Regions from separate parts of the Homo sapiens genome. Here all the other regions are linked to region 1. The links are chromatin loops, found by intact Hi-C in ENCODE. Cell type or tissue: PC-9. All regions are shown on one strand. Region 1 overlaps ARHGEF37 (Rho guanine nucleotide exchange factor 37). Region 2 has its middle 55 kb from the start of MIR145. Region 3 overlaps PCYOX1L (prenylcysteine oxidase 1 like). Region 4 overlaps AFAP1L1 (actin filament associated protein 1 like 1). Region 5 has its middle 12 kb from the start of MIR145. Region 6 holds the start of IL17B (interleukin 17B).

Region 1 (5,000 bases):
TTGGAAGCATGCAGGCCTGGATTCCAGTCTAACTCCCACTGACTAGCTGGGACCTTTAGCATGTTATCTAACTTCTCTGGGCCTCAATCTGCCCATCTGAAAAATGGGGACGATGCATGTAATGAGCTTAACAGAGTGCTTAGCACAGAGTAGGCATTCAATCTTATATAGCACTTTGAATCATTATTATGCAAAGACCTTGAAAAAGTTTTTTGTTTTTTTTTTTGAGACAGGGTCTCACTCTGTCTCCCAGGCTGCAGTGCAGCAATGCAATCACAGCTCACCGCAGCCTACCTGTCAGGCTCAAGCGATCCTCCCACCTTAGCACATGCCACCACACCCAGCTAATTTTATTATTATTATTTTTTGTAGAGACAGGGTCTATGTTGCCCACAGTGGTCTCTAACAACTGGGCTCAAGCAATCCTCCTGCCTTGGCCTCCCAAAGTGCTGGGATTACAGGCATAAGCCACCTTGCCCAGCCTTAGAAAAGATTTTGTATAGAGTGGTGGTCAAGAGTCTTTGGGGCTCAGATCCCAGCTTATCACTGACCATCTGTATAAATGACCCAGGAGGTGACCCCCTCTGAGCCTCAATCTCTCACCTGCAGAATGGGGTTATTCAAAGTAGCCACCCCCAAAACCATATGGTGAGGATTAAATGATGTAAGGAATATAAAGGGCTTAGCATAGAGCCTGGCAGATAGTGAGGCTCAATAAATGTTAGTGGGGGCTATTTTTATCAGGAAAGTGCACTAATAATAATCTCTATGCTGCTGACCACTCAGGAAGATTACAGATGTGGCAATTGTGTAAAGTGCCTGACTTCTTTTTTTGAGAAGGAGTCTCACTCTGTCTCCGGGCTGGAGTGCGGTGGCATGATCTCGGCTCACTGCAACCTCTGCCTCCTGGGTTCAAGCAATTCTCCTGCCTCAGCCTCCTGAGTAGCTGGGACTACAGGTGCACACTGCCATGCCCGGCTAATTTTCTGTATTTTTAGTAGAGACGGGGTTTCATCGTATTGCCCAGGCTGGTCTCAAACTCCTGAGCTCAGGCAATCTGCCTGCCTCGGCCTCCCAAAGTGCTGGGATTACAGGCGTGAGCCACCACGCCTGGCCAAAGTGCCTGACTTCTAAATATTATTCTTGTAAGCTCTACCACCTGCCTAACAAAGAAAGGAGAAAGGAAAGGTTCCACTCACAAATTTCAGGAAGGCCTCAAGGTGAAGGTCTCTTGCCAAATTGCAATACTGCACTGCAGGCCCCTCGGGGATGTCCAGATTGTATTCGTGCGGCCTGAAGTAGAGGAAAGCCTGGACCCAGTACCAAGGAGAAACATCCAATCATGCCTGTCATGGCCATCTTACGCTGGAATCCCCTTCCACCATACCTTGAAGAGGTTTTCCAGGCTCTCTACACACCCCCAATGAGAGGGACACACACAGCTGATTCTATTCTCACACAGCTTAAGTGATTAGAAAGTTCCGCCTTAGACTGAGTCAACATCTTTCTCCTCATTCCAGTGCTTCTTGAACTTCATACATTTACATGCCACCTTTGTGGGGTTTTTTTCTTTTTCTTTTTTTTTTTTTTTGAGACAGAGTCTCACTCTGTCACCCAGGCTGGTGTGCAGTGGCATGATCTTGGCTCATTGCAATCTCTGCCTCCCAGGTTCAAGCAATTCTCCTGCCTCAGCCTCCTGAGTAGCTGGGACTACAGGCGTGTGACACCTTGCCTGGCTAATGTTTTTCGTATTTTTAGTAGACACAAGGTTTCACCATGTTGACCAGGCTGGTCTTGAACTCCTGACCTCAAGTGATCTTCCCGCCTCGGCCTTCCAAAATTCTGGGATTACAGGCGTAAGCCACTGCACCCAGCAGTGCGTTTGTTTTTTCCCATGTCCATATTCCACATGTTCTATTAATACTTTTCTCTAACTTTTCCTATTTACATCAATGCATTAAAAAAATGCCCCATAGCATTTAAATCTTCATTTAATTAGTTGCTCACATTGACGCATCAGGAGATGTCATCAAAAATCTGAAAAATACCTGAATTTCCAGGTGTGTTTTTCTTAAAGTCAGAAGAACTGGGCCCATATTCTCACCCAGCAACAACCCCCCAGAGCTGAGGAATAGCTGCTCCTTTAGATTTGATTCATGTATTCATTCATTCAGCCCTTCAAATTCCAAATATTATTTTATATTTAAGTTCACTGAAAAGTCTCATAAACAGCCTGTTAGACACTAGGCTCCTATTGCATTGGATTGCCTGTTACCTGCACACTTCACTCAGTAGCATTACCTGCCTGGCCCCTTTAGGCACCTGTTTGTCTCCCCTGCTCTAGGTGCTGGTCTGGCAGAGTTGCTCTGCGGGGCTCTGCTTCCAGTGAATTTTGGCCCTATGTGGTAGGAACTCCAATGGGCTCGGAGCTGCCCCCAGTATAATGGCCTGGGGCTGAGGAGTGCTGGCCAGCATTCTCCAGAAGAGATGAGACAGGATGACCTCATCTGGTTGGTTTCTGAGGCTGGTGCCTTTCCCAGCTTGTAGGCTGGGCCCTGCAAGCCTCCTGCCAGGGGAACCCAGCCCAGACTCGCCCTTTATGAACCCTGCAGTGTCCTCACCTGCAGATTGTCCAGGTAAGCAGCCACGTTGTTCTTCAGCTCAGTCACACACAGAGACACCCACTGGAACCTCTCTTCTAAATCATCAAATTCCTTGTCTTCTGTCTGAAAGTAATGTGTGTGAGGGTTGAGAATATCCACATGGGGGCAGTGTACACCGGCTTCAGTGTTCCAGGTCCTCACTGGGACAACCTTTCCACAGACTCGCCCACCAGAGCTGGTTCTCGCAACCCCAAAGCTGAGAGGGTGGTGTAGCTCAGTGGTTTTACATTCAGAGCATGGAATCGGATACACAAGCATGAGCCCCAGTTCATTGGCTTCCTAGCCGTGTGACTCTGGACAAGGGTTTTACCCTCTCGGAGTTTCTGTTTTCTCATGGGGATAGTGGGAACACTTATTTCATTGTGTGAGCATGCTTGGTTTCAGAGCAGGCACTCCACCAACCTGTGCTGCTAGAAGTAGCTATTTAGGGCTGGTCCTTTGCCCAAACCCAGAGACCAGCTCTCCTATCTGTGTAAATAGGCCCCAAAGAGAGTGGCCCAAGACACTGGAGAAACCCCTCCACTGGCTCTTCAGAATCAAGTGGGGTGCCACCTCTGCCTCTTCCCAGCACCTCAATCTCTCAGCCTCCATTGCCTCAGTTCTGAAAGGAGCCTAAGTCCCCTGTCTACCCACTGTGCAGGGCCTGGCCTTGGGGGTGGCTGGATGTGACTCTTCCTCCCAGGCGCACGCTCACCCTGGGGATCAGCCCCGCCTCCTGCTTCAGCAGCTGGCTCAGCCGGGTGGTCTTCTTGGAGAGGGTGTGTGTGTTGATGCGGGCCAGCCGCTCCCGGAGGGTCAGCTGCTCTACCTTGGTGTACTTGGAGGCTGCAACGACAGAGAAGAGGGGAAGCACGGTGATCAAGCCAACTCAGGAAAGTGGATGTCACGGACATGCCCGGCTGGGCACCTGCTTGGGCCCTCTGCTCCATCAGGGTCACATTCATGAGGTTAGTGAGTCACACAGGAAAAGCATAGGGTCCTCTGTCTGAGGTGTGAGCCCTGGCTGAAGAGCTTCCTGCCTGCTTGACTTTGGGAAGTCACCACTCCTTGGGGCCTCAGTTTCCTCATCTGTAAAATGGGACCAGCCACCTCGCAGGATTGCTGGGAGAGTCACCTAAGACAGAGGGTCTGAATGAACTTCCTAAAGAAGAACCCATGGAGGAGAGATTTGCCTGGGGTCCCTCAGCCACTTTGAGCCAGGCCAGCTGGGAGCCACGCTTCCCGGTCCTGACTCAGTGCTTCCTACTGATCTGTCGTAGGATGGAGAAGCAGGTGGGGAGGAAATCCAAAGCTGCTAAATATAGTATAGCATGGTGGTGAAGACTCCAGGCCTGAGTTTGAAACCTGGCTCTGTCCCTTACCAGTTCTGCGACAGGAAGCAAGTGATGCATGCTCTCATTTTACCTGACTGTGAAATGGGGCTAACAGGGCCAACCTCAGAGGGTTAGTGCAAAGACCAAATATGACAATGAAGGAAAAAGCATGGCACAGCTAGCCCTTAGTAAACATTAGCTGAATTGCCATTTTTATGTTGTCTCAGTCATGTAATTGAGTTTCTCTTAACTTGAGACACTGTTTCGTTTTCCAAACCTTTCTGTTTTAATAACCTGAGAGGCAGGCTCCCCAGATATATGCACAGCTCTTTACCTCCCCACTATTGATTTCTCCTCCACAGTGTGGCAGTCATGTGGTTTGGATGAGATTGATCTCACTTTAGCTCAAGGGGTGGATTGCTGACTGATACAAGCCAATTTATATAATTCCAAACCCCTGGCAACAGTGATTAATTCAAAGAAGGGCACATAACCCAGACCTAAGCCAATCAGTTCATGATGCCCTAACTTTGGTGATTAGTTCAAGGTAAGCACATGACCCAGGTGGGTCCTATCAAAGAGAAACTTTGACTTAATTTTTGTGGCTAAGGGGGAAAAAACCCTGCCTTACCCGGGTAAGTGTGGTGTGCAGCTGTGAGTCTTGGAACAGCCACAACTTACTATTATGAGGCAAGCCAGCCTGAAGATGAAGCTGATACAGAGTAAAGAGCAGAGACAAGGGAGTTACAGGGAACTGGAGCCAGCACCCTGATCGAACCCTACCTAAAGCTTGCATTACCTCTGGATTTATAGTTACATAAGCCACTACATTCTCTTTACTGGTGAAGCAGATTTTAGATAAATTTTCTGTAACTGGAAGCATTCCTACTAATGTGTCCCCTTAAATGCCCAAGTCCTTACCCACTTCCTTGCGCATCTTGTACTCATTGATATTGGTGTTCACGTCCTGGAGGGCAGAGACAGCCCTCTGAAGGACAGGATAGGCACTGGCATCAGGGACTGT
Region 2 (5,000 bases), 130 kb after region 1:
CATAAATTGGTGGTAAAGACTCACTGGTTTCCATTACATATTGAAAGTTTGGATTCTAAGGCTGATAATCTGCTCATATGGGATAAATCTATCTTGCTTTTTTTTTTTTTTTTTTGAAACAGGGTCTCACTCTGTTGCCCAGTTTAGAGTGCAGTGGCATGATCATGGCTCACAGCAGCCTCAACCTCCTGGGCTCAAGCATTCCTCTGCCTCAGCCTTCCAAGTAGCTGTAGCTGGGACTACAAGTGCGCACCACCATACCCAGCTATTTATTTTTTTAGAGACGGGATCTCTCTGTTGCCTGGGCTGATCTCAAACTCCTGGGCTCAAGCCATCCTCCTGTCTCAGCCTCCCACAGTGTTGGGATTACAGGTGTGAGCCACTGCACCCAGCCTTAATGTCTTTTTAAATGCCCCTATCTGCAGTTTCTGTCCTTAAAGGAAAATGTCATATATTTATAACTGGACATCAGGAAGGAAAGCACTGTACATTAATTTTACTCTGAATGATTGCCTGTGCCTTTTTATAAAGTCACATTCAAATGTGCATTGTCACCCAGGAGAATATCAAGCCTAATAGGAGGACTTTGCTGCTTGCAAAATCTGGAGATACCTTACTCTGTGCTTTTTTGTCCCTGGATACTATGTTTGGAGTGGTGACAAGCTTAGAGAAATGAGAAGAAAATGGTGATGCATGGAAAGTAAACAGTGAAATGGTTGACTCTTGAAGCTCTGGTCTTCCTTTGGAAAAATTCCCCATTCAAGGTCACAGAGCTTTTTAGTGGCAGGGCTAGGAAAGAACCCAACTGGTACACTTTTGGCCACTGAACTGCTACTCTAGGCATGGGGCAGTGATTTTAAGTATGATTCCAGAACCAGCAGCACCAGCGTTGTCTGCGTATTTGTTAGAAATGCACATTCTTATGCCCTGCCACAGACCCACTGAATGGAACTCGGGCTGGAGTCTAGTAATCTGTGTTTTAAGAAGAAACCCTCCATCCTGGCCATCCCCAGGTGATTCTGGTGTGCAATAAAGTTTGAAGAGCCACTGGCAAACGAGAATGAGACTGAATGGGTGGCAGAATGAACTGGGAAGGGATCTGGTGCAAGACCTATTATTTGTTTCAGTATCCTCATCTATAAAGGGGGAGTAATCACCAGGCTGTCAATCTGCTGCTAGTCGTGAGTATGGAATGAAGTCAAATACCACAGGACTTGCCCCAGACAGTGGAGAGCTGAAGGCATGTCTTAGCTTATAAAAACTGCTCATTTCTTCCCAACTGTACATTTGGTGACATGGTAGCTTGAAATTAGCTGTGGTGAGAAACTGGAAAACCCTACAATCAGGGCCTGCCTCTCAACCCCAGCTGGATTAAGAGAAAATGTAAAATTAGGAGAGAAATCTGTTTTATGTATCTTAGCAGGACTTCAAAATCACATATCATGAATCTAGGAAGCCACACATTTCCCAGGTGTGGGGTAAGAAGAGAAGTGCCTAAAGCCAGACATGCAAGTTTGAGAGTTCTTATTCCAGGAGTGATAGGTGAAGTTGCAGAGCTATGTGAATTCTTCCAGCCTGAGGGTATTGATGTGGAAGTGAGGGCTGAACACAGAACTCTGAGGGATATGAAGCTAAAGAATGATTAAATACTGGAGAAGAATGGGAGTAGTCACAAAGGAGGACATCCAGAAAGTTAGTCATGTCTTATGAAGAAGTCAAGGAGAAAGCTGTATTGTTTATTAGTCATGGTACTTAATGACAAACTCTTGAATAATGGCTTTATGCAAAATGTCTTTCTCCCTAATGTGAGCCAAGTAACCTGCCTTCAATCTTCTGACAACACCATCTGGAACTTGAGGCCTTCCAGACTGACGCAGCAGAGAGGCACACCAGCAATGAACTGGCTGAGCTGGGAAGTGACACACACACATACCACTGTTACGTAGTTTATTGGCCAGAACTACTCAGCCCCCATCTATTTGCAAAGGAAGTTTAAAGATGTGGGGAAGAGGATAGGTATGTAGTTCCTTCTAATGTTCTTGCTCACAAATTGTATGTACTATTTTAGAGAAAGTTGAGTGTGTACAGAAGCAGTCTCTGGCTGTTTGTACCCTCAGGTATCTAGGCTAGATCTTCCAGGAAGGCAGAACCTCAGGCTGTAAACTCAGATGACTCTCCACTGGCTCCTTGCCTGGTTTTCAGGGCTTGTCACATAGGAAAACAAGCCATGCAGTCCCCTGTTGCTAGGAAATGCATAAACATAGCAAGAAATAACCTGCCCATCTGCTGAGGGTTTAGCATTGCAACTTTCCCATAAATGACCAACAGCTGTTTGACTTTTGGGGGGCAATATCTCTGTGTTGGTGGCATAGGAATAAGGAAGAGAAGAGAGGACCAGGCATGATGACTCACACCTGTAACCCCAGCCCTTTGGGAGGCTGAGGTGGGTGGATTGCTTGAGCTTAGGAGTTCAAAACTAGGCTGGGCAACATGACAAAACCCCATCTCTACAAAAAATACAGAAATTAGCCTGGCATGGTGGTGTGTGCCTGTAGTCCCAGCTACTCAGGAGGCTGAGATGGTAGGATCACTTGAGCCCGGGAGGTTGAGGCTGCAATGACCCATGATTGTGCCACTGCACCCCAGCCTGGGCAAAAGAGTGAGACCCCCATCTCGAAAAATAAGGAGAAGAGAGTAAGGTTTTTTTTGTTTTTTTTTTTTAAGGCAAAGGCCATATCTCCCTTTCCCCTTGTACTCATAGAGTCTAGCATAAAAAGGTGACCAGTAAAACTGCTGTTGAATATTAATGTACATCAGGATAGTATTCGCTTTCTTTCAGCAGTTTTGACCCAGATTTGTGGTCAGTTAAAACCCTACTATTGGCCAGGCATGGTGGCTCATGCCTGTAATCCCAGCACTTTGGGAGGCCAAGGCGGGTGGATTGCTTGAGGCCAGGAGTTTGAGACCAGCCTGGCCAACATGGTGAAACCTGTCTACTAAAAATACAAAAATTAGCCGGGTATGGTGGTGGGTGCCTGAAATCCCAGCTACCCAGAAGGTGGAGGGAGGCAGGAGAATCACTTGAACCTGGGAGGCAGAGGTTGCAGTGAGCCAAGATGGTGCCACTGAACTCCAGCCTGGGCAACAGAGCGGCGAGACTCCATCTCAAAAAACAAACAAACAAAAAACCCCTGCTATCTCTTATTCAAGATCTGTTGTCAGGTCACATCTATCTTGAACCTATGCAAAAAAAAAAAAATTGTTTTGTTTTACCCACATGCCAATTGTAGATTCAGAGCTTTTTATTTTATTTTATTTTTGAGATGGAGTCTTGCTCTGTCACCCAGGCTGGAATGCAGTGGTGTGATCTCAGCTCACTGCAACCTCTGCCTCCAGGGTTCAAGTGATTCTCCTTCCTCAGCCTCCCGAGTAGCTGGGATTACAGTCGCGTGCCACCATAGCCAGCTAATGTTTTTGTATTTTTAGTAGAGACAGGGTTTACTGTGTTAGCCAGGGTGGTCTCGATCTCCTGACCTCGTGATCCACCCGCCTTGGCCTCCCAAAGTGCTGGGATTACAGGCGTGAGCCACCATGCCGGGCCATAGATTCAGAGCTTTAAAGTGGCCTATTAACCAGAATAACCCCAAAAGGAATTAGCAAAAGTCCCCTTTTTCAAGAAAGCCCACTTTCTTGAAAATAGAACTGTAATCCTCATCTTAACTGTAAAAGGAATTTTATTAATACTTGGTCTAGGGCTTTTTTTTTGAGAAGGAATTTCACTCTTCTTGCCCAGGCTGGAGTGCAATGGTGTGATCTCGGCTCACCACAATCTCCGCCTCCCAGGTTCGAGTGATTCTCCTGCCTCAGCCTCCCAAGTAGCTGGGATTACAGGCATGAGCCACCACACCCAGCTAATTTTGTACTTTTAGTAGAGATGGGGCTTCACCATCTTGGTCAGGCTGGTCTCGAACTCCTGACCTCAGGTGATCTGCCTGCCTCGGCCTCCCAGAGTGCTGGGATTACAAGCATGAGCCACCGTGCCCGGCCTTTTCTCTTTTTTTTTTTTTTTTTAAGAGATGGGGTCTTACTATATTGCCCAGACTGGAGTGCAGTGGCTGTTCACAGGTGTGATCATAAAAATACACTGAAGCCTGCAACTCCTGACCTCAAGTGATCCTCTTGCCTCAGCATCCCAAGTAGCTGGGACTACAGGCACACACCACTGAACACAGTTCTTATTTTGTTTTAAAAGTATGTTTTCAAAAGCCCAGTGTTTCAGGCCTAAATCTAACAACTTCAATTATTTTTGGAGATGGGGTCTTGCTCTATCACCCATGCTGGAGTGCAGTAGCACCATCAGAGCTCCCTGCAGTCTCTAACCCCTGGCCTCAACCAATCCTGCCTCAGGTATGCAACACCATGGCTGGGTAATTTTTTCTTCTTCTTCTTCTTCTTTTTTTTTTTTTTTTTAAGATGGTCTTGCCGTGTTACCCAGGCTGGTCTTGAACTGCTGGCCTCCCAAAGCACTGGGATTCCAGGCTTGAGCCATCATGCCCAGCCCAACTTTCCTTTTTTCTCTAATTCTTGCTGACCTTCATGCAGACTTTATTATTATTATTATTATTTGAGGCAGAGTTTCACTCTTGCTGCCCAGGCTGCAGTGCAATGGTGTGATCTCGGCTCACTGCAGTCTCTGCCTCCCCGGTTCAAGCGATTCTCCTGCCTCAGCCTCCCAAGTAGCTGGGATTACAGGTGCCCGCCACCACGCCCAGCTAGTTTTTTTGTGTATTTTTAGTAGAGATGGGGGTTCGCCATGTTGGCTAGGCTGGTCTCGGACTCCTGGCCTCAGGTGATCCGCCCACCTCAGCTTCCCAAAATGCTGGGATTTCAGGCGTGAGCCACTGCTCCCTACTCATGCAGACTTTAAAACTGCAGTGTTTTCTTAGGCTTGTCTGTTGCTCAAGAACTTGCCATCTCTTCTTTTGCTTCCCAAAAGACTT
Region 3 (5,000 bases), 250 kb after region 1:
GGTATTTTGCCCATGCATTTGGCAGTGTTGTTACTCTGGGCACCCAGGCCCTTTCCCTAAAGCCTGATTTAGCAAGGCTGGTAGGGCTTCGGCATCTGCATCTTTCTCAAGGCTCCCTCCCCTTCCCCAGAAGATACTAATGTAGTGGTTGGTCCCCGGGAACCTAAGACTTAGTTCTTCCATTACAGAAAAGAACAGGTCCAAAAGGAATGAAAAGGGCTTTTACTTTCTTTTTAAAACAAGTGATTTTTAAGGGTTTGTAGAAAAAGCAAAGAAAAGCATAATTCTCCTCTTACTTCAAGCTAGTGTCTGATGAGAAAGTACCAGGCTAACCTCTGAAGAATCCTACCCCAACACCTTCTTCTTTCTTCTGCTGGGATGAACATCTAGGGGTAAGATATGACTGCTCTCTACCATCTGGGGACTTCTCTTCTTTATATTGTTGCATTCCTCAATCTTTGCATAAGGAAGAGAATGGCTAATTCCTCTAGGTGCCAAGGAAGAGCTTCCCTCTTCCTACAGCCTCGCATGTTTCTTTTCCCACTGGTTGCCAGGAAGCTTGGAGATATGGTGACGACTATTCAGGCACACATCTCTTCCTTGGGTCCTACCACAGTCATCTCCTCCAATATGCAGTGATGTTGACAGGCTTGGAGATGGTGACTAGGGAGTTCTGAACTAGGTACTTCAAATCCATCAAGTCCACAGTAACCAGGAGCTATGATCATTTCTTAGGTTTTCTGATCTTCCCTTCTACTTTATTTGTAACCATCTGGTTGTAAATGTTTTCTTGTAGGTTGCCTCAATTGATTGTCCATTGTGGGAGTAGGTAGTGAAAAACAGTAATAAAATAAGACTCATAGTTCTCTGCCTTATATTCCCTCCCGTAGTCTTCTGGTTTCTAGCTAAGAAACCAAGTCTGAAGCACCTTGTGAAGATGAACTTTTTTCTTCTTAAAAAAAATAAATAAAACAAATATACTGGCTTGGATTTCCTTCTCTTTTCTTACTTTCCCCCTTAAAAAAAAGCAGCAGCCGCCGTGTGGACCCTTAATATAGGCAGACAGTAGGTCACCTGGAGATGCTTGATACATGAGGGGTCAGAAAGAAGCCTGGTGGGCGAGCATGGCTTATTCAGTCCTGGGCTGCTGTGGGATGATCCATCTTCAGTGGGGGATGAAAGTTCCCAGGCTCTCCCTAGAGCCCTCACAGTTCAGTCTTGACCTTGTGCATCAAATCTTTTTGATCAATCTTGTCTAGGTCCTGGTACCAGCGGTTGTAAGCCAGCAAGGCCACATTCTTGGCAGCCACGGCCATCACCTCCACGGAGCTGGCCGCCCACTCCAGGGCATTGAGGTAGAAGAGCTGGTCATGGAGTGCAAACCTCGGGAGCGTGGGGCGGGAGCCATAGAGGGGATGGGCCTGCCACTCAGCTGTCTGCACTGAGTAATAGGAACGGAACAGGGTCTTTAGCTGGGTCCGAAAGAGGGGCTTGGGGGACTGGACTCGCCAAACAGCTGCCTCCTGGGGCTGCTTTCGCCGGAAGCTGGCAGAGATGTTGACAGGGCAGATGTTGTCCAGAGTGCAGAAGAAGCTGGGGAAATCTGTGGTAAGGATGTTGGCAAAGGGGAAAAGCTTAGGGTCTGGGAAACCGAAGTAGGACGAGTTGAGGTAGCCGTGGACCAAGGAGACGACGGTGGGCTGGAAAGAGCCCTGCACGTCATCAATGGGCGGGTGGAAGCCTGCAAAGGTTAAGTTGCTGCTGCTGTTGTCCAGGTGCAGGGGGGTGGCGATGACCACGATGTCATAGAAGTCAGAGCTGTTGCCTACCTCATTCTCATACGCCACCTGGTACAGGGCTTTCCCCTCTGGAAAGAAAAGAGCACAAAAGTCAACTTTCCCTTGGCTTCTACCCACTGAACTCCCTACTGGGGTCCAGCATTGAGGTACAACGAGACCCTGGTGCTCAGGGTGCAGCAGGGCTGTCTAAATGGTGGGTCCTGGCCTCTCCATGCTGATGCGGCTGCAGAAGAAGCAAGGGGCATGGAGTCAGGAGACTCAGTTTCTGCTCTGCTTCCGCCGCTGGCCAGTTGGGGGAGCGTGGGCAAGGATGTCATTCAAAGTCCTCATCGGTCAACAGAAAAAGGCTGGGTCGATGGAAGTCTCAGCTTTCTGGCTGACATCTGAATTGGGGAAACAGCACCCTCTAGTGTCACCTGGCAGGGTTGGGGCTTCTCAATGCTTTTTCGGAAATACTCCCCAGGGGGATCACAGACCAGGGCTGAGGTACAAAGGAGGCAGAAGTGTCTGTCCACTGGCTGGGAATGGCATGCCTGCCCACTCCCGCCCTGTCTACTCACCTGTGCTGTGCAGGGTCACAGAGGTCACTGTGGCATGGATCACATTGGCCTTGGTGAGCTTCAGCAAACCGGAACAAACCAGCTTATTGCCTCCTTCCACAGACCACAGGCTGCCTTGGGCCCCGGCTAGTGACATGGCTCCTGGGCAAAGCGGGAAGTGGGTGCTGATAGGTTGTCAGGGCCGTGGGGCAGGAGGGCTGGGGAGTCCAGTACTATTCGACTGGGCCTCCCTGCCAGAGCAAAACTCTCCCAACCATGGGCATGGGGAGATGGCAAACATACAAGTAAGTACAACAAAGTGCACAATGCTATGGGGGGAAGACACTGTGCTCAACGAAAGAGCCAGCTCCCAGAGACCACATATTGTGAGGTCTATTTATGCAGAATGCCCAGACTAGGCAAATCCACAGAAACAGAAAGCAGATCTGTAGCTGCCCAGGGCTGGGAGGCCGGGGGGTGTTGGGGAGGTGAGGGCTAAAGGGCAAGGGGGTTTCTTTCTGGGGTGATAAAAATGTCCTAAAATTGATTGTGGTGATGGTTTTAGAACTCCGAATGTGCTAAAAACCACTGAATTGTGCAATTTAAATGGGCGAATTATATGGTATGTGAATTCTATATATCTCTACACAAAAATGCTATGAAGGAGACACACAAGATACTGAAAGAGTGAGCAAGGAACACTGAGGGGACACTGAGGCAGGGCCTGAAGGCTGCGAAGGAGCCAGCATGTGCAGAGCCAGATGAACAGTATCGAGGGTACGAGGGAGGTGCTTGTTATTGTAAACCTTTGCATTCATTTATTTAACAAAAATATACCCAGTGCCTAGTATGACTTAGGCACTGTTCTGTGTTTGCAATGTATCAGGGAACAATAGACAAGGATTCCTGCTCTTGTGAAGCCTACATTCTCCACTCCTGTGGTCTGTGCTAGCAGACAGTGAGCTACACACAGGCCCAGCCACTCCCGTGAAGAGCTGGGAAGAGGAGGTGCTCTCACAGTGGCTCAAAGGCCTCAACAGGGCAGTTCTTGAAACCAAAGTGTAGAGAGCAGAGCATTATCTCAGCTCTAACATTTACACACATGCAAGGGATTATGAAGCAATTGGGAGTGGTAGAAACACACTGGACCTGTGATCTGAGCCTTGCTTTCACTGTCTGTGAAGTGGGGTGATACTATCTCCTGCCAACTCATGGCCAGTCCCAGAATCAGGCAGGATGGGGCAGCAGAGTGCCTATGTGACTGCAATGAGCTGGATAAAAGTGAGGTTATTATGGGGACCCCCAGCCCATTCTGAGCACCTTGGGTGGAGGAGGGGCAGGTGGGCAGGCCAAGGGTTGGACGCTTACCTGCAAAGGCGGGCATCGCTGCTGACTGGCCATAGCTGGCCCGCAGGACAGCAGAAACGACATCATCAATAAAGCGCTGCGTGACGCCCACCTGCAGCAGGGACTCAGCCACAGAGTGCTGGGTCATGTTAACAAAGGTGGACTCCCCCAGTGAGTAGAGCAGCTCCTCCACACCCGAGAAGGCATAGCCGTGGGCCTGGTACTTATAGATCCTAGAAGACACATAGAGCTGGAGTCCTTGTGCAGGAAGGCTTTTTGCCTGACCACCTGCCCCTGGGTTATAGTGCCTGGGAGGCCCACCAGGAACCCATCACTTCCTCTACATGGAGTGGTGGCAGAAGAGGCTGGTCATGTTCCCTGGCACCTGTTCTCTGACTGTGGCGGGCCTGTCCCACCTAAAGGGAGTGTGAAGGTATGGAATCCTTCTAGGCCTGGCTTCACATCACGGCTGTGCTGAGTAACAACTGTATCACTGCTCTGAGCCACTCCCTGCCTGAGGTCATAGTTCATAACCCTTTCTTCACCCAGCTGGGGCTACGGCCCACCCCTGCTGACACATCTCCTTCTCCAACAGTGTCGGTTCTGCCACAGCTTCTAGGACCTGATGACACACTGCAACTTCATGCTGATACTGTCACCTTCTCTGCCAGTCCAGCCTGTCCTCTCCTCTCGCTTCATCTGACAGGGCTCCCACTCACCCCCAGGCTCATGTCCTGTCGCTCTATCACTCATGCAATCTCACTAGCATGGATTGGAACCATCGATGGATTTCCTGACTGGCTGGCCTTTGAAATGTTGCCCATTCTAGGGCTTCTTTTGTAAACATGTTGAGTTTGGTTATCAATAGGACACGAGATGGAGGTGTCCAGAAAGTTGAAATGTGGGTCTGGAAGTGAAGAGGAAACTAGGGCTGAGAGGGAGAAGTCATTTCCCATAAAACGTAGAAGTCAACATTATTGGTCTGGATATAATTGATAAGGGAGAAAAATATCAGAAAGAGAGGTAAGGAAATAAGCTTTGGGTGACATCTGGAGAATATAAGGAAGAAGTGCTATAAACAGCAGAGTTATAGAATGGGAAGGGAGTGGAGAAGTGCCAGGAACCAGGGCAGGAGGGCACAGGCCACACTTGAGTGACACTGAAGGGAGGCAGACAGTGATGGGGTCCGGGGAGCAGCCCCTGCGCCTTAGGCTGGAAGCAGGGAGCACCTTCAGGAGGGACTTTGGGGAAAGGTGGAGTGACAGCTTGGTGAACAGGGAGGGAACAGACCACTTGCCCTCCACATCTGGGACCA
Region 4 (5,000 bases), 300 kb after region 1:
GAAGAGGAAGACACTCATTCCAGCTTACCAAGGAAGCGGAGCTTTCCTTAGCTCCTCCCTTCCCTCCCAGTGCCCAGGGCTGGACTCAGCCTCTGAGAGGGATGGAGACAGGAAAGGTCCTGGGCAGGTGTGGCCAGTGCAGCTGACACTTACAGGAAGGAGTTGCGCCCAGCACTGACGATGCTGGTTAAGGTCTCCACATCCACGTAGTCATAGTGCAGCGCCTCCGGAGTGACTCTGGAGCCCATCTCCACCAGCAGCAGCCCGAGCCAGCGACCCATGTCCTCTGAACAGCTTGCCTGAAGGACAGGAGGCAAAGATGGAGTTCATTTTCCTACTGTCAGGGCTCCTGGAGACCTGTTGACTTCAGCCAAACCCAGAAATATTTGTAAGTACTGACTACGTACCCGATACTCGGGTCAAAGAGGAATAAGATTATAGCACACATCCAGAAATCCAAGAGGCTCCCTTCTTCCATCTATTCAGGTTTCCAATCAAATGTCACCTCCTCAGGGAGGCCCTCCCTGATGACCTCTCTAAGACAGAGGCCTCCCTGCCCTCACTTTCCATTCTCAGAGCCTTCCCCAACCATTAGAATATAAAACCAACATTTGGGTGTTCTCTGAATTTTTTAAAAAATATTTACTTTTTATTAGAAGAGGCCATTTCTCATATAACTTAATCAAAATAGTTTCTTGTGTTATAGTTGCCAAATAAGTACAATACTGTGTATAGGAAAATCTCCAAGAAGTTGCCAGTCAGCTAAACACGGACTTATGTTAATTCTCATTTAAAGAGCATCTTATAAAATTAAATTAGCACACAAATGCTAAACTTGAATACATAAAGCACACTTTTTGCCAGAAACCTTCGTGTATAAGATAAATAAGAGACCTATCTCAAACTACCAAAAATAAAAGTGAGTTACGGAGGCGATATTTTTTGAAATTTAAGAACTGAGAGAGGCAGGGGGTCTTGGGCAGAAAACAAGACCAAGAGGTCAGATTCTAGGACAAGACTAAGAGACCACTGGCCCTCTGTGGACCCCTGGATAAAGCATGTGGCTGCCCTGGCCTCAGTTTCCTTATCTGTAATGGCAGAAGGTAGTTTTCTGTTTTCCTGTAGTGTTAACATTTTAAATTCTAAATTGCCAAAGGGTTGCCATGTGGAAGAGAGAGTCCACGTATTCTGCATGACCTCAGAGAGGAGGCTAGTGCCCGTGAGTAAGAAGGACAGTGAATCGGTGAAATGAAATCACACTTCATTCACTCATTTGTTCAACAAATATTTCTAGAGCCCATAGTATTCTAGTGCTGGACATCATGCTGAGTTCTGGAAAAACAAAAGTATGCAGAATAGGCCTAATTATTGCCTTCCTGGAGCTTAAAGATTTCAACTCAGTATGGGGAAAATCTTTCTAAAATTTGAATTGCTCAATGGGAGGGGCAGTGGACCTTCTCCTCCACCAGAGGAGGGTACTGGTGAAAAGTCTTAGAGGGGATTCCAGAATCTGAATGGTTAGACCAGACTAAATGCCTTTCAGGCTTGGGATTTTAAGGTAAGGGAGAAAAAACAAACCTTGGTTCTGGGGCTGCCAGATTTAGTGAATAAAAATACAGAATGTTTTGTTTAATTTGAATGTCAGATGAACAATGAATAATATTTTAGTATCAATAAAGCTCCAATGTTGCGTGGGACATGCCTATTTTATTATGAAAACATTTCAGGTAATGTTCGTGGCTTACCTGAAATTCAAATTAAGTGGGTGTCCTGTGTGTTGTCTTATAATCTACTTGGGTCACCTGACAGGAGTGAGGCTTGCTTTCCTTCCCCTTCAGTCCCCATGGTGTCAGTAGCAAGGGCTCCCCCAAACAAAAACATGACACTCAGGCCAGAGTCCCCAGACCAAGAGCCACCCACGTCCCACCCTCTCCTCTCACCTCCAAGATGGCCACCTCCTGCCGGTTGCGCAGGATCCTGAAGGCAAATGGGTGTCGGGGCCCAAAGCCCGGGGCCACCTCACAGCCTTGCAGGGCGATGGCGTTCACATGGGTTCGCAGGTCCATGTGATCCTTGTGGAAATACAGAGTGTTGCACTTCAGGCGGCACCAGCGTTCCTTCCAGCCCTGGTTCACCAGCACGTTCAGGTAGCCTGGAGGAGACAATGGTGTGAGGTTCCCATAGCCTGCCCTGGGACAGCATGGGGACGCAAGGCGGCTCCATGTGTCTGCTGGAAAGAAGGCCTCGGGGTCCTGGTCAGCTCTCTTTCCCCTGTGACCTCAGGGTGACCTTGGGTGTGCATTTCTCTGAGTTTGTTTCTTAGCTGTGAAACATGGACTGATAATGGCATTCCTACATCTCTGCACAGCCTTTGGGCCACACCAACCTTGATGAAAAGGGCAGGAACTACTGCATATGGTGTATAAAAAACACAACTCTTTTGCCTTTTCTCCCCAAATCAAAACTGTTACTGAAAGATGGAAAAGAATGGATGATGCTGACACCCAGTGGCAGCATGTGGGAACAAAAATGTCTCACCCACATAATCTTAAAATTGACCAAGGCACAGCTGCTGTGTAGCTAATGACCCACAGGTTTAGAATTCCCTCTTAATGTTTTAGATTTAAATTTGCCTATTTTTACCATAACGCACTCTGATTCACTAATTACAAAATATTTCTTTGTAGCCATATATTTATTTATGTATTTATTTTTTGAGACTGGGTCTCCCTCTGTCAGCCAGGCTGGAATACAGTGTCTCTATCACGGCTCACTGCAGCCTCAACCTCCTGGGCTCAAGTGTTCCTCCCACCTCAGCCTCCCAAGTAGCTGGGATTACAGGCATACACCACCATGCCTGGCTAATTTTTGTATTTTTGGTAGAGACAGAGTTTCACCATGTTACCCAGGCTGGACTCAAACTCCAGGGCTCAAGTGATCCTCCCTCCTCAGCCTCCCAAAGTGCTGGGATTACAGAGGTGAGCCTCTGTGCCTGGCCTTGCCATGTACTTTTATAATATTTTTTTCAGGGTTAGAATATTACTGCATATCCAAAATATACGATTTTTAAAAACTGGATTCCAGTACATGGAACGCTACATTTACATGAGCAAAATAATGTTTTCACCTTCAAATCACCTTTAATTCACATTGAATGCATTTTTAATAAAAAGTACCTAAATATTTTTCTCCAATAAATTTCCCTATAATATGGGTTGTTACTTATAAACCTGGCACGTTCTATGCTGGAAAATAAGATACCCCTGTCTTGTTATCGTGGAGGAAACTGAGAAACTGAGGCCCAGGGATGGGCAGTGATTTGGGCTACGGTCACAGGGAGCATAGAAATACAGTGGTCAGCTGGCTTTTCCTTTCGTTGAGTGTCAGGGCCTCTGGGAAGGAAAGTGATGGGAAGGCCTAGAGTGTTAATGGAGTGGGGCTTAGCCTCCCAGTAGGCTTGGATTCCCTCCCCTGCCCTGGGGGTGAGGTGGACGAGGCATGAGGTCTCCTGGCCTCAGCCCCCAAAGCCCGCGCACACAGGACCTGAGCACCCTTCCTCCCCGTGCCCTGGACCCACCACAGCAGGGAACCTCCTCCTCGGTGGAGGACGTCTGCAGGTCATCGGCCAGTGTCTTCTTCTTGGAGAAGCCAATGATACGGGTGATCTTGCGGCCCGCAGCCCTGCTCATTGAGCCCTTCAGTTCTGCCAGGCTGCTCTTCTTCCCTTTGCCTGTTGGGGAAATGGGTCAGGGGAGTGGAGGGAGCCCTGAGTCCCACCCATCCTTAGTCTTCCTTGTGGCCTTTTCAGCCTGCATACAGGATGGGCCTGCAGCTCCAGGGATGGCAGGCCAGGTCACCTTACCCAGGTCTACAGAATGGTCAGAACCTGCTCTGCCGCTGTGTGCCCATGGGCAAGGCCCGGCCCAGTTCCAGCATTCCCCAGCCTGAGCCCCCAGAGGCTCCTACCGTGATCACAGGTCTCCCGGCGGCCAAGGGTAGAACAGTTGTCACCCACACCCACGCTGTCAGAATCTGAGGTCTGCTTCTCTTGGGACAGCCTCTGAGGAGGGACACAGGCAGTCCCTCATCAGAGGGCACATTCAGAAGTACCCAAATTTCCCTTTATTGGTTCAATCTCCCTCCAACTCCCCCAGCACATGATAATTAGCTAACAAATGTTTGTCAGCAACTATCCTGTGCCTCATACCATACCAGGTATTGAAAAGACAACCATGACTTAGATATGGTTGTGTCTTTGGGCAATTCACAGTCCATTTGGGGAGGGAGGCAATTAATTATAACACTTTGAAATGAATGTCTTAGGAATTTGGACTGTATTTGGCAGGTGACAGGGAGCTGGGAAAGTATTTAAGTGGAACACTCATGTAATCCAAATTGGTTTAGGAAGTTACTTCCAGTGGCATTGTGGGGACAGACAAAAGCAGACAAGACTGGAAGCAGAAGAGCCACTTAAAAGAATGTCATCCTGGTCATGATGAGACTCGACAAGAGCATGAACCAAGATGACAGTGAGGATGGAGAAAAAGAGATGAGCTGGCAGACATTTTCAAAACAGTCATGGCGGGACCTGGTGACCAGCAGGAGTCCATTATGATCCTAACTCGGAGGAGAGGATGGGAAGGGGACACACACCCACACACCCACACACAACATGTCAACAATTTCATTGCCAGCCCAAATTAGTTTTACTCATGACACCAACTCTAGACCATTCATCGATTCATTCATACAAGGTCCATTAAGTGTCTATTAGGTACCACGGGATGTAGAGTGGAAGCAATGATGACTCTCTTACCACTTATTAGCTGTGGGAATGTGGGAAAGTCCTTCTGTCTCCCCAAGGCTGGGTTTTTTCACTTGAATTCCACCCACTTCAGAGGGCTGCTGTGACGGAGCCAGCTCAAGTGAAGGCCCATGGACTGTATCATTTCTAACACCTGTGTGATGTGCTGCCATCTTTCTTCAAGAAGCTGAACTGT
Region 5 (5,000 bases), 180 kb after region 1:
TAGTGAGACCTTTCTCTACAAAAAGTAAATAAGCCAGGTATGGTGGTGCATGCCTATGATCCCAGCTACTTGGGAGTCTGAGGTGGGAGGATTACTTGAACCCAGGAGGCTGAGGCTGCAGTGAACTGTGATTGTGCCACTGCACTCCAGCGTGGGTGACAGAGCAAGACCCTGTCTCAAAAAAAAAAAAAAAAAAGCTATTTTAAGCCATTAGATTTTGGGTTGGTTTGTGTTGCGGCAAACCAAATGTTACTGCATTAGCTGACTGAAACACCCACTTGAGCAATTTTGGAATATCAGGATGTGTCACTGTATTAGTTGGTTCTTGCAGAGCTGTAAAGAAATACCTGAGACTGGGTAATTTATAAAGAAAAAGAGGTTTAATTGGCTCACGGTTCTGCAGGCTGTACAGGAAGCATGATGCTGGCATCTGTTCAGCTTCTGGGGAGGCCTCAGGAAACTTACAATCATGGCAGAAGGGGAAGGGGAAGCCAGCACGTCTTACATGGCAGGAACAGGAGCAAGAGAGAGAGGGGAGGTGCTGCATACTCTTGAACAACCCAATCTCGTGAGAACTCACTTACTCTCATGAGAACAGCACCAAGGGGGATAGTGCTAAACCTTGCATGAGAAATCTCCGTGCATGATCCAATCACCTCCCACCAGGCCCCACCTCTGACACTGGGGGTTAGATTTGGGTGGGGACACAGATCCAAACCATATCATCACTCCCTGGGTGTCTTATCTGAATAAGGCCCTCACTGAGAAACTGTGCTGGGCTGTGTTGGGACTGAGGGTCAGATGGGTAGAGCATCAAGACTAGGACTCTGGAACAATGAGACAAGGAACTCTGCTTCAGCACTGGAGGGTCCTGGGTTGCTGGGAGTTCATCTCGAGGAAAGACAGAGGTAGAGCCAAGATGTTTGCTTGGCAGCCTGACCGATGTCGGGGAACACCATTTGTGAGGCAGTCATTTGAACTGCCTTCAGCCCAGCCCCCTTTCAGGCAGCTGAAGGGAGACCAGAGACTGGTGCCCTAACCCCCCAAGCAGTGGTGGGCATGGTGGCAGGGGAGAAGCCCTCTCACAGCCCGCCTTGGGACAAGTAGAGAGGCCCACAAGGGCTGAAGTGCCGTTGACAGAGGCCAGGAAAAGGTGGCCTGGGGCAGGGGCTCTGAAATCACAGACCACTGAGTACTTCTGGGCTTAGAAGGCCCTGGGCCAGGAGAAACCGGGGTTAAGATTTTAACGTCTCTACCCTCCTCTGTTTTTCTTTTTCATTATCCTGCTTCAATTGGGCTTTGCCTTTCTAAACCATCTGAAATCCTTTTCAGAAGTGGGTGGGAGGCACATCAGATGCCTGAGAGCTGGGATTATCCCTGGAACCCCGGCAGGAGGCAGCGGAGCTGACAGTGCCCCCTCGGACTGCACCCGACCCACTCCAGGAAGGCCTCGAGTGTGAGTGCATGAGTGTGTGTGTGTGTGTGCGAGCATATGGAGGGGTGTGTGTGTGACTGTGTGAACATATGTAAGTGTGTGTACACGAACACTTGTAAGAGCTGTGTGAAAAATGAATGTGTGTTAGTGTATGAGAGTATGAGTGTGTGAGTGTTGTGTGTATACATAAGTGTGGGCGAGTGTTCGCGAGTGTGCAAGCTGTGTGGAAATGGGTGAGCTCTGGTTTGTATGAGTGTGTTGGTGTGAAAGGGTATGACTGTGAGCATGAATGTGTATATGTCTGTGTTAGCATGTGAGTGTGAGTGTATCTGAGTGTGTGAGTTTGGGGTGATTTGTGTGAAACGTGTTAGCATGAGTGTGCATGAGAGTGTGCATGTGTGAGAATGAGAACATGAGCGTGTGTCTGAATGTGAGTGCTAGTCTGTCCTCCTCATGGCACCACGGTGATCTTTAGAAAACGTACTGGTATCGTTCACTACCTAGTGGAAGGCGCTGCAGGGTGCCCACTGCTCCTAGGACCAGCCCATGCCCCTGGTGGCGGGGACTTGCCGTGGCTGATGGGGCTTCTCCTCCCCAGCCTTCCTCAGTCCTCAGTACCCTCCTTCCATTCCCCAGAGCTGGCCACAGCTGGTTGAAAGCAGCCCCAGGACAACTCTTCCTGGGGGGCAGTGCACAGGCCAGGGTGTCAGGGCCGGATGCTCTGGGACTGGAGAGTGCGGGGGTGTCGGCCGCCCAGGGGTCCAGGACAAAGAGAATGCTAATGTGCCAGAGGTACCTCTGAAACTTTGTCCTGACAACAGTGAGGCTGAAAAATCCCCAGGCCTTGGCCTTGGCCTTCCACGACTGCCAAGGTCACAGGCTCCCTTTCACTGGGATTCAGCCTGGGAGGCTGGAGACGCGCTCTCTGCTGCCCTCTTCTGGGCACCTGCCGCCTTGCGGATGCAGAGGGAAGCCAAGCCCACTGGCCCTGCAGAGCAGCTTCTAGTTTTGTGCGTGGGCACAGGGCTGCAGACGAGCCAGGCTGGGTGCTTCCCAAGGCTAAGGATAGGGGTTCACTGATGCTTGATGCTTATTGCAGGTCTGACACTTGGTAGATGCCCCCACAAAGGGAAAATGAACACACGGATTGGTTGAGGTGGTAATCAGAGGGGAAACTGAGCCCCAGAGAAGGCAACTTTGAGTTTGTTCCACAGGCGGGACTGGAACCAGGCCCTCTGGGTCCCCAGGGCTTGCCCAGCTGTGGCGTCATTGGGGCGTGAGTCCTGGCCTTTTCCTGCTTGCTATGAGCAGAATTTCCCAGGTGACTGGGCTGCCCCAGGAGAAATTGGAGGCCCTCCTGTTGGGGCAACTGGGTCAGGCTGGGCAGCGAGGGGCTGGAACCCAGCCTCCCTCAGCTGGTGCCCAGGCTCGCCCTGCCAGATTGTGCTGAGTTGGCCCACGCCTGGGCGGAAGATGACACGGACGCAGACACGCCCGGGAGCCGGAGGGTAGGGGGGTGCCCCAGATCCTCCTCTGGGCCTACCCCCTCTGCCACGCCATCATTACCCCCCAACAGAGGAGGATGTCAAGGTTCATAGAGGCTGGCGTTGCCCAAAGCCGCAGCCCCGGCATGTCCAAGCCTCTCTCCCTGCATCCCAGAACTTGCCAGTGAGTCCTGCTTCCTTCCTCCAGCTGCACAGGAGCTCCTCCGTGCCCTGCGCTGAGATGCGACCCCTTGAGTCTCATCCCGGGGCTCCCAAACAACAGCTGGCCTCATCTCTTCTGGTCACTCCATGTAGAAAAACGGAAGACACAGACACGCAGAAAGAAAACAAAATCACCTGAGACGCCCCTGCAGTGATCAGCCGCACCCCCAGATAAGCTTGTTAGCCCTGCCCTTGGTTGAGTTTAAATGGATTCTTCCCCTGCTACTGACTCCAGGACCGAATCCCCTCCCTAACGTCTCTGTGTGGCCTCCCCGAGTCCACCTTCAACCCTGTCTGAGCCAAGACGCCCCCATCCTGGCCTCACAGGCCCAGTGCCTGACCCTCTTAAGCTTCCCCTTCTCCCACCACACCGTCCTCAACGATGGCTCAGGAAGCGGGTGGGCCGCAGGGACCGAGATCCCACTTCTACATGAGACGACTTGGTCAGCGACCCCTGCTCTAAGACCTTCCGTGGCTCCCAGGCCAACAGGAGAAGGTTCAGATAGCTCAGTCTGGCATTCAAGGTCTCACCTCACATGGACCCCTCCACCCTGGTGGCCTCCAGGAATGGTCTGCCTCTTTCTGGGTTGGCCTCCCTTGATCGCTTGGGAGCTGTGTGAGAGCAGAGCTCCATCTACTTTATCACAATATCCCCAGGGCTTACCCCAGGCCTGCACATAGTAGGCACTCAGTAAATGTTCGCTGAAACCAAAGGGAGCTGCTTTGATCAGATCAATTCAGTCTTGTTAATAACAAGAAGCAGCACTTATTCAGCAGGCATTATGTCCAGGTATTGTGCTAAATGCACTCTAAGGATTCCCCACTGAGTCCTTGGAACTGCTCTATAAGGTGGTGCTACTGTAATGCACGTTTTCCAGATGAGGGAACTGAGGCCCACAGACACTAAATGATTTGATCAAAGCCATATCCAGGATTCTGATCCAGCCCATACCCACTTTTTTTTTTTTTTTTTTTGAGATGGAGTTTCACTCTTGTTGCCCAGGCTGGAGTGCAGCGGCATGGTCTCGGCTCACTGCAACCTCTGCCTGCCGGGTTCAAGCAATTCTCTTGCCTCAGCCTCCCAAGCAGCTGGGAATACAGGTGCTCGCCACTACACCTGGCTAATTTTTGTATTTTTAGTAGAGACAGGGTTTCACCGTGTTAGCTGGGCTGGTCTCAAACTCCTGACCTCAGGTGATCCTCCCACCTCGGCCTAAAGTGCTGGGATTACAGGCGTAAGCCACCTTGCCTGGCCCCTACCCACTTTCCTAGACTGTAGGGTTTGCCTGCCTGTGCCCATCTGTGTGTATGCTAGGGGTCTGCCCCCTTTTTGTCTCCCTTTTACCCACGCTTCTCTGTCAGGACCCAAAGCGCCCTTCCATTCCTCTCTCTCAGGCTCAGCCCCAGGGCCAAGGCAGTGCAGGGAAGGGCTGAGTGCCTGAGGCTGCAGGGATGGGCTCTTCAGAGAACAGGCGCACATCTGCTGTTTCATGTGGCTGAACAAGATCCAACAGGCCGATTTTAGGTAGCAAACCTCAGGTTCCTGAAATGAGCTTGAACTGATGCAGCATTCAAGAAGCCTGGCCTGGGAATTTGGGCCCAGGCACAATCGCAGACATGCTATGTGACCTCTGGCAGGGAGCTTAGCTTTGCTGAGCCTCAGTTTCCATGTCTGTAGAATGGGCATGAGAATAGCTACCTCACAGCATCATGGGGAGGATTAAACATGAGCTGGCACTGGAGGCATCCCATAAACCACAAGCCACTAATAAAGGTGAGGGGGAGATATTATTGCCCTGGGATTAGCGGTGGCCCAGTTCAACCACTAGGAGGAGAGACGGGAAGGACAGACGCAGCCG
Region 6 (5,000 bases), 240 kb after region 1:
ATAATAAGGGGCAGGGCAAATGTCCAACCACCATTGCCTGAAGTCTGCCGTGCTTTCCCCACAGGAGGAGGGCTTCTGCAAAATAAAAAAGAAAGCTTTTATAATTATAATTATTTTCAACAACCAGAGTTTTAAAAAATGGACTGTGCATCCTCAGAGAGAAATGATATTCCTAGAGAGATGATACCCAGCAAAGGCACTTAGAAAGCGTTCCCGCTTTGCTAAGGGCTGGATGAGGTATCCCCTACCTCTGATGGCCTGTGGGTGGTGAGTGCTAACAAGAGACTTGGTACAGTGTAGAGTCAATTTGCAACCCAGAAACACAAACTTGGTGTTTTCAAGTCTGGATGCTCTGCAGAAGAGAGGCCTAGGCGACCCAGTCTCCAGTGAACAAGACCACCTCTTGGAGTCCTACCCCAACTCACATTTCTTTGACTTCCCCCTGTGGGGAGGAGACGCTGGCACCTGGCCTGGGCAGAGGGTCATGTCGACGTGGCAGCCCCTCTGCACACCCCAGAGGCCGCCCATTCACCCAGGCCTTTCCCTTTTTTGAGAACTGGGAGCTTGCTGGCTGGGGCTGTTCCCACCAACAATGTTCCCGTCCAGGGATCTTAAAATAGCACCTCTTGGCTGGGGCTCTGGAGTGAGCAGCGAGGCAAGCATTTGTGCAAATATGGGCCTGGGAGAAGGACTCCTACCAGGGAGGGAGGGGAGGGCAGCATGGCAGGAGAGCCAGGACCTCCCTAGGGGGCTGCACCCTCCTGGTCGCAGCCAGCAAAGGCGCCGACTAGCCTCTTCCCGCCTTCCCTGACCTTACTGGGTCCACTTGGGCAAGTTCTTAGACCAAATCCTTCAGGTCCCCCTGGCCTTGCCAACGCTCTAGGGTGGGCCCGCTGGAAATAGGCACCTTTGCATTCTTCTGCTGGTTCTAGCCTTGTCCCCACTTCGTAATGCCCTTCCTACCCAGGAACGTACTAGAAGCATTCTTGAAGGCCCAACTCAAAACTCATTTTAACTGTAGGAATGACAGTTGCAGCTACCATTAATGGGGTACTTACTTTTGCCAGGGACTGTGCTAAGCGCTTTAACGTGCATTATCTCATTTGATCCTCACAACAATCCACTGAGAGCCAAGTTATTATTATCTTCACTTTGCAGAAGAAACTAAGGCTCAGAGAAGTCAATTAACATTCCCAAGATGACACAGCAGTGAAGGGGCAGGGGCAGGGCTGAAACTCAGGCCAGCCCATCTGTGGAGGCTGACCTCTGCCCTCCCGGCTGCACTTCCTTCTCCAGGTCCCTCTGCTCTGGCCTCCTCCTCTGTCCCAGCATGGCCTCCCTGTATTATAGTCAGTTTGATTCAATGTATCAATATTTTAGTTCACATACCAGGAATGCTGTTGGGTGCCCCACGAGCACCCTGGGAGCTCTCGGATCCCCTTGATGACTTGGGCTTGGGCGTGGGTTTAGTGAGCACCCGAACCTACCGGGTTCAGGTTGTTTGAGGCCATGGGTCAAGGCTGAGGCCATCACAGACCGTGCTCAATGACCAGCTGACCAACTGGACATTCCCCCTCCACCCCTGGCTGCCGCCCCTCTCCTTACTCCACCGCAGGGAGCAGTGTGTGCAGGAGTCAGACAAACTTGCTGTGAATCTTCTGTGACTTTGGGCAAGTGGTTAACCACGCTGAGCCTCAGTTTCCCCATCTGTAATTCAGAATAAAACTAGGACCTCACCCAGTGTTATTTGGAGGATTTCATGAAGCATTTAGCTTATGGCCTGGCAGTCAGTAAGTGGATATTAAGTAGCAGCTATTATTGTTACTGTTATTTTCTGTGAATTAAGGTGTCCAGGTGCCAAATGCCTGAGGCCTGGCACACAGCAGGTGCTCAAAGTAAAGGCAATCACTCACTCAGCAGACAGAAGCCCTCACCCGACCCCTGGAATCGGTGACCCCGACACCTGGAATCGGTGACCCCGACACCGCCTGTGTCATTCCTGGCCGGCTCTGATGTCTCCTAGGCTCTGGTCCTCATCAACAATAGGGTCACTCTGGAAGCCAGGCACAGGCGCAGGGCCCCACCCACTCGCCCCATCCCCTCATTCTCAGTCCCGGGCCGCTCTTGGAGAAAGAGGTGGCAGAGTGCAAGTTCCCTCAGGGTCAGTACATTTTTCAGGGTTGGCTGGCTTTCTAGTGGCGCCATCTGCTGGTGAGTGCAGCACTGCTCCTGGCGGGGCCTGCTGCAGAGGGCTCTGAGCGAGACCGCGGCCACCCACTGCCCCTTCCCCTGTAGCTCATCTGCCCAGTCCTTCATTCACGCATGCTGACCACCCTCTGCGTGTTAAGACCCAAGGACCCCAGCCTCACTCGTGGGGTGGGAGCCCTGGAAGCCCAGTTCCTGCACCTCCCTCTCAGGCCTGGCACTGAGTCCTGGGGCTGGGTCCCACAGGCCTGCCTGGGTTCACACTCAGGACATCAAAAAGGACAGATGACCCTCCAGGGGTTTCTAGAAACCAAGACTGGAAGAAGGGGTCTCCCTCCTGGTCTGAGATGGTCCAGGAATGGGAAACCCAATGACTGTTGCTGGGCCCATGCCTGACTCCTCACAGCACCTGCCAGGGGACCCCAAAGCTCCCCTCCCCACTGTGAAGGATCTGGGGCCCCCACAAGGACTGGCCTGCCTCTTTGGTCTCCACCAGACCAGCAAGGAGGCCCAGCCTGGCCCAGAGCTGTTTGTATAAAGTCTGAGGGAAGAACAATGAATGACTTAGGAGACGGAGTTCTGCTCCCAGCTCTGGCACAAACGCACTGTGTGAGCTGGGGTAGGACCCTCCCTTATCCAAGTCTCCTTGTAGTAAAATGGGTGGGAGGAGGGGGCCAGATGATGGGTGAGGACCCGTGTAGCTCCCAAACTGGCCTCGTGCTAAGATGCAGATTTTTGCGCTGCTACTTCAGCATCTCTGGGGCTGGGACCCTGAAATCTAAAGTAGCAAGCACTGCAGCTGGAGCAGGGGAAGCTGACAAGTCAGTCCTGGCTTGGGGAGGCAGAAGTGAGGGGTGCGTATTTCCAGCAGGTAAGGAGAATGTGTTGGTTTCAGGGGTCCCCCATACCCCAGCATCCATCTTTCAGTTTGCCACTGTTCTGTGGATATGGGAGGGTCACCCCAGTTGCATGTCTGTGGGACCCCACTGCTAGCAGCAGCAGAGTGTGTGCAGAGAGCCAGCACAGAACACAGCCAGGCCGCCCGGCCAGTGGGGCTGGGGCTGGGACAGCCTGCGGTGGGGGCGGGGCCCTTGTTGCCTGAGGAGGTATTTTCAGAGTACCCCTCCCTCTGGAGTTTCCAACGGTAGAATAGAGCCCTGTCTAGTATTTGACCAAATATGGTGGCATCTCTCATGCTCGAGCCCCAGCCAGCATCTCAGTTATGCTGTGGAAGCCTGCCCCGGACAGATTAATCTTGTGACATTCAGGAGCGCCTCTCACCCTGCCTTCTTCCCCTCGGACGATTCCTGTAAATGGCCAAGACCGGCCCTCAGCACGACAGGGCCGTCCTCAGTATCTGTTCACAATGCCCCTCCTCTGTCCTCCTCACATTCCCTCCCGCCATTCCTGCCTCCCTGGGTGGATGTGCCCGCTTACATTGGGCTGGGCTGTTCACCTGAGGTGAGAGACATTGGCCAGAGGAGGTGGTCAGTTGAGCATGTGATTCCAGGACCTTTGGACCCTGAGGTCATCCGACCTCACAAACTTGTGGCCTGAATCTTGGAGGCCTAGACCTCTCTCAGCAGCCAGGAGGGTGGGCCTGAGGGGGTTGAAGGGAGAGTCAGTAGAGAAATGAGAACCATGCTACCTCTAATGCTAATTAGAACAACTAATGTTTATAATAATTATACAATTATTTTATAATAATCTCTATAATAAATAGCTAAGTGTTTATTGAGCACTTACTATGTGCCAGGTACTGTTGCCAGCTATTTAACATAGGTGATTTCCTTTATTCCTTATAGCAGTTTTAAGAGGGTGCCATGATTCTTCCCATTCTAGAGATGTGGGAACTGAGGCTCAGAAAGATTTCAGGAGGGAATGGGCCAGGCCACCGTCTACTTCTGGATACACCCACCATTTTATGGAGGAGGGAACTGAGGCTGACAGTAAAGCTCACATGCAGCCACACAGTCTCTGAGAGCGGAGACCACCCCAGGAGGGAGAGTGCTGTGTCAGGAAGGCCAGGACAATCAGCCGTAAGTCCTCATGGATCTGAAACTTGGCCAGAGTGAGGGCGTACAGCTTCAGAAATATGTTCACAGCAGGCTGAAATTGTGCGGAAAGTCTCCCAAGAAAAACAACATGGGGTGGTGGATAGAGCCCTGGATGGGGACAGGGTGAGAATAGCAGCTCTGACACCTCTAACTCACTGTTAATAGTGACAAGTCCCTTTCTGGCTCCAGCCTCAGTTTCCTTGACTGTGATCTAGAGGGGTGGGGCTTTGGTCTCCTAGGGCTGCTGAACTCACCTGAGGCCGGCAGAGGCTGGAGTGCCTGAGGCTGTTTCCCTGGGAGATGGGGCCTGTGTCCCACTCCTGGCCAGCACAATTTGAGAACATTTGCTCTCCTGACCAACCAACGGCCCATCCCTCCTCCACCCTCAACCCCTTGCCATCCCCTAAGCAAACGAAGCTGATTGTCTTAGCTGGCCCTGTGGGTGCTGGCTGGGCGGCCGGCCGCAGGCCACAGGCGGAGGTGCCACCGGCCAGAGCCCCACCAGACACACAGGGCATTGTCCCTCGGTCAACAGCCCCTGGGCACCTCAGCTCGGCTCCTGGCCTGCCCCCACGCCCCTCACCGCCTGCCACTGCGCTAGGCTCAGCCAGCTGGGGGCCCAAGGCTCCCAGCTGATGACGAGCCCACCCACTCACTCCCCCAGCAGCCCCCAGTTGAGCTATAATTGCTTCGCTCCATCCTGTTGCTGCCATTCTCTCGGCGGCATCTGGGGTTCCA

What was found. Peaks named below come from ENCODE experiments on the same cell type or tissue, not always from the same donor. Only the 100,000 strongest peaks of a DNase experiment are listed, where the experiment ranks them.
Region 2: it touches region 1 in a loop (4-fold over the local background); 4 of 110 quality-filtered maps call a loop at or near these places.
Region 3: it touches region 1 in a loop (6-fold over the local background); 6 of 110 quality-filtered maps call a loop at or near these places.
Region 4: it touches region 1 in a loop (15-fold over the local background); 2 of 110 quality-filtered maps call a loop at or near these places.
Region 5: it touches region 1 in a loop (7-fold over the local background); 37 of 110 quality-filtered maps call a loop at or near these places.
Region 6: a loop joins it to region 1, with 13 times the contacts of the local background. A loop is called at or near these places in 17 of 110 quality-filtered maps.

Annotation. Positions count from the first base shown.
Region 1 is chr5:149,616,664-149,621,663 of GRCh38, reverse strand. It overlaps ARHGEF37 (Rho guanine nucleotide exchange factor 37), which reads right to left. Exons shown (of 13, transcript NM_001001669.3): 5 at 4,898-5,000; 6 at 3,358-3,488; 7 at 2,622-2,726; 8 at 1,200-1,310. Among named protein-coding and RNA genes, the nearest start is that of ARHGEF37, 38 kb to the right of the region's middle. RefSeq lists enhancers at 3,306-3,575, 3,706-3,835, 4,706-4,775. In PC-9, CTCF peaks have their summits at 2,552 and 2,762 (motif pointing right); a DNase peak (open chromatin) is centred at 2,593; H3K27ac peaks cover 1,860 bases.
Region 2 is chr5:149,483,136-149,488,135 of GRCh38, reverse strand. No RefSeq gene overlaps it. Among named protein-coding and RNA genes, the nearest start is that of MIR145, 55 kb to the right of the region's middle. In PC-9, no CTCF peak of the experiment used is centred here; DNase peaks (open chromatin) are centred at 1,155, 2,005 and 2,165; H3K27ac peaks cover 4,150 bases.
Region 3 is chr5:149,364,860-149,369,859 of GRCh38, reverse strand. PCYOX1L (prenylcysteine oxidase 1 like) reads right to left here. Exons shown (of 6, transcript NM_024028.4): 4 at 3,707-3,918; 5 at 2,360-2,500; 6 at 207-1,867. The coding sequence ends at 1,206. Among named protein-coding and RNA genes, the nearest start is that of PCYOX1L, 9.3 kb to the right of the region's middle. RefSeq lists enhancers at 1,278-2,141, 2,298-2,377, 2,468-2,517, 2,142-3,006 and a silencer at 3,260-3,554. In PC-9, CTCF peaks have their summits at 2,003 and 2,202 (motif pointing left); a DNase peak (open chromatin) is centred at 2,149.
Region 4 is chr5:149,314,881-149,319,880 of GRCh38, reverse strand. It overlaps AFAP1L1 (actin filament associated protein 1 like 1), which reads right to left. Exons shown (of 19, transcript NM_152406.4): 10 at 3,967-4,060; 11 at 3,578-3,730; 12 at 1,941-2,152; 13 at 154-299. Among named protein-coding and RNA genes, the nearest start is that of GRPEL2, 28 kb to the left of the region's middle. RefSeq lists enhancers at 1,557-2,109, 2,110-2,664. In PC-9, CTCF peaks have their summits at 2,291 and 2,494 (motif pointing left); no DNase peak of the experiment used is centred here.
Region 5 is chr5:149,440,078-149,445,077 of GRCh38, reverse strand. No RefSeq gene overlaps it. Among named protein-coding and RNA genes, the nearest start is that of MIR145, 12 kb to the right of the region's middle. RefSeq lists enhancers at 2,249-3,066, 3,067-3,884. In PC-9, CTCF peaks have their summits at 2,195, 2,402 (motif pointing left), 4,721 and 4,920; a DNase peak (open chromatin) is centred at 2,347; H3K27ac peaks cover 554 bases.
Region 6 is chr5:149,379,266-149,384,265 of GRCh38, reverse strand. It overlaps IL17B (interleukin 17B), which reads left to right and starts at 4,974. Exons shown (of 3, transcript NM_014443.3): 1 at 4,974-5,000. It overlaps LOC101927046 (a long non-coding RNA gene), which reads right to left and starts at 2,030. Exons shown (of 2, transcript XR_245875.4): 1 at 1,914-2,030; 2 at 1-75. RefSeq lists enhancers at 989-1,700, 3,127-3,839, 4,192-4,726. In PC-9, CTCF peaks have their summits at 2,011 and 2,211 (motif pointing left); no DNase peak of the experiment used is centred here.